Regions from separate parts of the Homo sapiens genome. Here region 2 is linked to region 1. A link is a loop called in an ENCODE intact Hi-C map of the cell type or tissue named here. Cell type or tissue: PC-3. All regions are shown on one strand. Each heading gives the region's core, and the rest is flanking DNA. Links, peaks and the distances in the headings are about the cores only.

Region 1 (2,817 bases), core at 140-2,639:
TGCATCCGTGGCCTCTGAGTACTACTTGTCCTCTTTTCCTTCTGTGCCAGTCCCATGGCTGAATGACATAGGCAGCTTATTTCATTGCACGTCTTATATCTTTCTCTTCCACATCTAAATGGAGGATGGTACCTGCTCTTTATCTTGTTATCACCTGTCAAGCTCTACCCTTGTCGTGGTGTCAGTTATTTGAGATCATGGAATTATCTGTGATGTAATTACCTGTTCTGGAGCCCCAGATGGATTCCTAAGGGCCATCCTCCAAAAAGCCAAGCCTCCGTTTCCCTTTGAGGCTGTGCTAGTGGGAATGTGTCTTTGCCCATTCATCTAGTGCTGCTGGTGGGAATGTCTCTTCTCCTATTCATCCAGTGCTGCTGGTGGGAATGTCTCTTCTCCTATTCATCCAGTGCTGCTGGTGGGAATGTCTCTTCCCCCATTCATCCAGGGCTGCTGTTGGGAATGTCTCTTTAACCATTCACCCAGGGCTGCTGTTGGGAATGTCTCTTCACCCATTCAACCAGGGCTGCTGTTGGGAATGTCTCTTTACCCATTCACCCAGGGCTGCTGTTGGGAATGTCTCTTCACCCATTCATCCAGGGCTGCTGGTGGGAATGTCTCTTCCCCCATTCATCCAGGGCTGCTGTTGGGAATGTCTCTTTGCCCATTCATCCAGGGCTGCTGGTGGGAATGTCTCTTCGCCCATTCATCTAGGGCTGCTGGAACTCCTGTGTGCCATGCTTTGTGCGGGTTACTTGGGATCCTTGATGACTGAGCCAGGTTTCCTGTCATCAGAGCGTACACCTCCAGTTAGAAAGATGGACTTGTAAACAAATCTAATGTAACATGAGACTTGCTTTCGGTCATCTGTACAAAAGTGCTGTAGTTTAACGATCCTGGCTGTTTTGAAGCTCTTCCCAAGTATTGAAGTACTGAAACACAGTGGTGACATTTTGGAAGGCATTAGCCTGTGGTCTGGGAGAATGCTATTTGGGAGTCTGAAAACCTGGGTTTTTAGTGTTGACACTGGCCCTGATTAGCTGTGTGCTAATTCCTGTAAACCTGAGTCACTTCATCTTAATGGACTTCCCTCCCTAGGTTTATAAAATGAGGTGGTTGGGCTAGATCATCTCTAACGTTCCTTCTGATTCTGGTAGCCTCTGCTTATTATAATGTTTAAAGACTGGAAACTTCGAGATTAGCCAGCCTTTGTGAGGAGGATTTATTGTAAGTTTTTAAAGTGGCTTCCCTGCTCATTTGTGCCTTTGGGGAGACTTGGGCAACTCTGGTATGGTCAGAAGCCTAGCAACACTTTGAGGCCCCATCTGAGGGGTAAACTAGTAGTCTGAAAGACTAAACAGATGTCTTGCCCTGAAGTTCCAGAAGAAAGATACCATCTGTAAATAGCCTCATCAACTTTCATAGGGCTTTTGGCGGGTAGAGGTGCCTTTTACCATTATCCTTCTGTCCACTTGTGGATTTGTATAAATCCATTAGGTTAAAATTATCCATTCCTTTTGCTCTTGAAGCTGTAGGTCAGTTTCCTGCCCAGTTTAAACCTTGTCGCATACTTGTCACTTTTAAATTCTGTAAGCACCATCCTCAGCATTCCAGGGCTGGTAACCCCAAAGATGGCAGCAGCCAAGCTCCTAGCAAGGGGCACCCAGTCAGGGATAAGATCTGTAGTCGTTAAGCACATCATATAATAATGGTAGATAAATATTTGGAGCATTCTTCTCTCCTTAGTGTACTTCTTCATATTTCAGTTGCTTTGTATATAAATCTCACCTTTTCTAAGGAAACATTATATGATCTCTCACTGCATGTCATAATAAGTTTCCCGGACCACCTAGATGATACTTGGCAATTATGGCCTCATGTTGTGGTCCTATGTGTACATGTGCTTTTTCTCTTTCAGAATTGGACTCATCTCTTGGAGCCAATGATTGCATCTAATCACCAGCAAAGACCCCACAGCTGGGTTGGGTGGTGCGTGTGTGAGCATGTGTGTGTGTGCATATTACGTACCCGGGAAATGTTGGCGGGATAGATGGATCACAATGTCAGGCACGGGAAGCACTCAATAAATAGTTGTTGAATTGTACCGAGTTGTAGTGGCTAAATATTTCATGGTTCTCTATTCTTCCTACTTTATGCCACTTACCATGGGCTAGAAAATAAGATGAAGCTGTGTTTGCATTGAATAGTGGTAAGTGGTTGCTGGTTGTCTGAAGAGTCATAGAGCTTTTAGTGGTTTTACAGCTCTGATTCTTTTTTTTTGACAGCAATGTTTACTATTTCTGGCCATTATGTACACTAATATAAAAATTTAATTAGACTCTTTCTTTTCAATTAATTATTACAGCCCTGTTTGTTTGCTCTCTCGACAGAGCCTGCTTTATGGGAACAGGAGAGATCAATTTTCTATCACAAAATTCATTACTTTTGACTAAAGTCCAGTGCGCCTGTGAGTGTGTGCACCACTCTTGATGACTTCCCGGGCAGCCAGAGGATTGTGGATTCTGCCGAGTATTAAAGTAGCCTTGGTGAAGGGATGCTTTTGATTCAAGAAGAGTTTGATTTGATCATTGTCCTTCTCAAAGCAGCACATGAAGCAAAATTAAAATTCTGTACAGTTCCTGGGGTTGAAAATATACTTGTGTCTTATTCATTCCTCATGTTTAATATTTTCTTAAGCATCCAGAGAGTTGGAATTGGGTATAGATAGAATATGTAAAGGCTTCTGCCTTAGGAAAGCTATTTTCTTTGACAGCACCTATAAAAGAAGGTGTGTGCTCTGGGAGGGCAGGGACATGGTAG
Region 2 (2,817 bases), core at 177-2,676, 80 kb after region 1:
GTTTATAATTTTAAAGCAAGAGCTTTCTTTATAATTTCAACCCAGGAATGATGTTTGGCATTCAAGTAGCCTGGTTTGTGCAGGCACAGGCTTGTATACGTGGAGGGTATAATGCCAGGATGCACAAACAAGAAATTACAACCATTTACTTGTGTATTATTTTCTCAATTTGAAGCACTTGAATTCCAGAGCTCTTAAATCAAGAGGTTGAATTCCTGACATTTTAAAGTATTCCACTTGAATAAGCTGTTTAAACCATTAGAATGGCTTTAAAAAAATTCACCTGTTTCTTGGATCATTTGCTCTTGAGATTTACTTAATTGAAGTTTTTGCCTTTTCATTTTACTTCAAATCAAAATCATGTCTATAGCGGAGGAAGTTCTAATTTTATTCCTATGGGTAAAGTCGATTTCATGCCTCAGACTGTTCCCCACCAAGTGAAAGCAGGCAGTTTTCCACTGCCTCACGTAGCACAGCACACGTAGGCATGCACTTATCTTTTCTTCCAGAAGAAATCCTTAAACTCTGACTTTTCCCCCCAGGGCATCATTTCTGTAAATACAGCAGCTTTTACATTTTCAGGGTCTCTGGCCCATGTCAGCTTAAAGCTGAATTTGACTAAAGCCAGTCCCTAGGGAAGAGAGTAGACAGGGATGGGGAGAGTATTAATAATGAAGTCACAAAATTATTCTGCTGGGCATTTTTTATAAATCATTTGCTCCTGTTGGTGGAAAGTGAGACAATACTAAGATGCAAAAGTATGGAAGGTGGAACTAAAACTGAAATGATCAGTTCACATATTTGTAAACTGCGTATTTTATATCAGTCGCTGGATTAGGCCCCTAGAGACAGTGGTGGCTAAGTGATAAAGTCTTTGCGCTTGTGGCATTTTATAGTGTAGTGGGAAGACAGAAAGCAAACAAGTAGAGAATCATATATGTAATGTGACCTCAGGTCCAGCTAAGCGCCAGACAGAAGAAAAAAGTAAGGTGAAGGTAGAGGGGTTGGAGCAGGAGGAAGGTGTTATTTTAGGTAAAGTGGCCAGGGAAGGCCCTTTGAAGAATTGATATCGATTCCAAAATGATGAGAAGGTGCAATTGTGCCACCATGGAGGAGAAGAGCTTTCTAGGCAGAGGGCAGGTGCAAAGATGGTAGGAACAAACACGGCTTGTTGAAAGAACAGCAATGTTTGAGGAATGAGCAAGACAAACAGTGGTAGGACAGGAATTGGGAATGATTAGCAGAGGCCAGATCACTGTAAGTCATGAAGAAGAGACTGGATTTTATTCTAATTGTGATGGGAAGCCACTGGAAGGTTTTGAGGAAGGGCAAAACCAAATCTGGTGTACTTTTTATAAAGATGACTCTGCAGGGTGGAGAACAGAGTAGGTTGACAGGGAACAGGGGTTATGTGTGGAATCCAGTTACAAGGCTATAGTCATAGCCTAGATGAGGGTGATCATGATTTGACCGAGACTATGGTGGTAGCAGTGGTGAGATATAGTTGACTGTGCACTAGACCTCTAGTCCAAGGTCTTGTCTTAGAGACTCAAGACCTTGCACTAGACATCCTTTCCTGTCCCCTTATCATAATTCTGGCCTATAGTAGAAGCATAATAAATTATCTATTTAATTGAGCCTAGAAGTAAGGTTAAGTTTAAAATCTACTAATACTTCCCTGGCCTTTCATAGCTCTCCCAGGTTCCAGAAAGCTCCACTAGCAACCCAGTTTTATTGGTCAAAATTTTCTTAGTCCCCAGGCTTGGGTATGTAATAACCTTTGACTGGTTTTAAGCTAGGGATGGAGAAGAGAGGGAAAAAGGATAATTGTCATGTTTTATACAATAATTATGCTTAAGCTTTGTGTTACACTTTGCAATTTACAGAAAGTATTTTATTTGTATCACTGTTTTTGCACAGGAGAATTTTGAAAAATTATGAGATGGAGGGATGGATGGATGAATGGACGGACGGGTGTTCAGATGGATGGACAGACTGACTATTGGGTGGGTGGGTGGATGGATGGATGGATCAACAGACTGACTATTGGGTGGATGAATGTTTGATGGAAGAAAGAAAGGAAAGAGGGAGAGAAGGGAGGAAGGGAAGTCTCTTTCTCCTGTTGCCCAGATTGGAGGGATGAATTGAGGGAGGGGTTATTATTCATTTAATTAGATTTTCTTAGTAATCCAGATCTGAACTTTTCTAACCGTCTTGTCATGCTCTCTTTTCTTCAGCCATAAAGCCGCATCCGGCTGGGCACAGTGGCTCACGCTTGTAATCCCAGCACTTTGGGAGGCTGAGGCGGGTGGATCACAAGGTCAGGAGTTCAAGACCAGCCTGGCTAAGATGGTGAAACCCCGTCTCGACTAAAAAATACAAAAAATTAGCCAGGCGTGGTGGCGGATGCCTGTAATCCCAGCTACTTGGGAGGCTGGGGCAGAGAATTGCTTGAACCCAGGAGGCAGAGGTTGCAGTGAGCCGAGACCACGCCCCTGAACTCCAGCCTGGCAACAGAGTGAGACTGTCTCAAAAAAAAAAAAAAAAAAGCCGCATCCTGCAAATAAGATGAGAAAGGAGGTGTGGGCGCTGGGTGGGGCGGGCACTCAGATGAGATTCTCTGCCCACTCTGTAGAATTACTCTTCATTGTGGCTCTCAGAACTCGGAGCCTGTGAAAACCATGGTTTCAGGGTGAGGGGTCTCTACCCTAGGCTGCATTTCCTGATGGCCTTTAACCTTCCCAGGCCTGGAGGAAATCATGCCCCGGGAAAATATATGTTTTAACTTAAAGATGTAACACAATTAAAATGTAAACA

Evidence for each region. A loop is a pair of places that touch in the nucleus more often than their neighbours do. Peaks named below come from ENCODE experiments on the same cell type or tissue, not always from the same donor. Only the 100,000 strongest peaks of a DNase experiment are listed, where the experiment ranks them.
Region 2: a loop joins it to region 1, with 10 times the contacts of the local background. A loop is called at or near these places in 1 of 110 quality-filtered maps.

What each region holds. Positions count from the first base shown.
Region 1 is chr14:89,326,165-89,328,981 of GRCh38, reverse strand. The region is part of intron 3 of FOXN3 (forkhead box N3); the gene reads left to right. Among named protein-coding and RNA genes, the nearest start is that of FOXN3-AS3, 23 kb to the left of the region's middle. In PC-3, for the core only: no CTCF peak of the experiment used is centred there; no DNase peak of the experiment used is centred there; H3K27ac peaks cover 503 bases.
Region 2 is chr14:89,246,275-89,249,091 of GRCh38, reverse strand. The region is part of intron 4 of FOXN3 (forkhead box N3); the gene reads left to right. Among named protein-coding and RNA genes, the nearest start is that of FOXN3-AS3, 100 kb to the left of the region's middle. In PC-3, for the core only: no CTCF peak of the experiment used is centred there; a DNase peak (open chromatin) is centred at 1,301.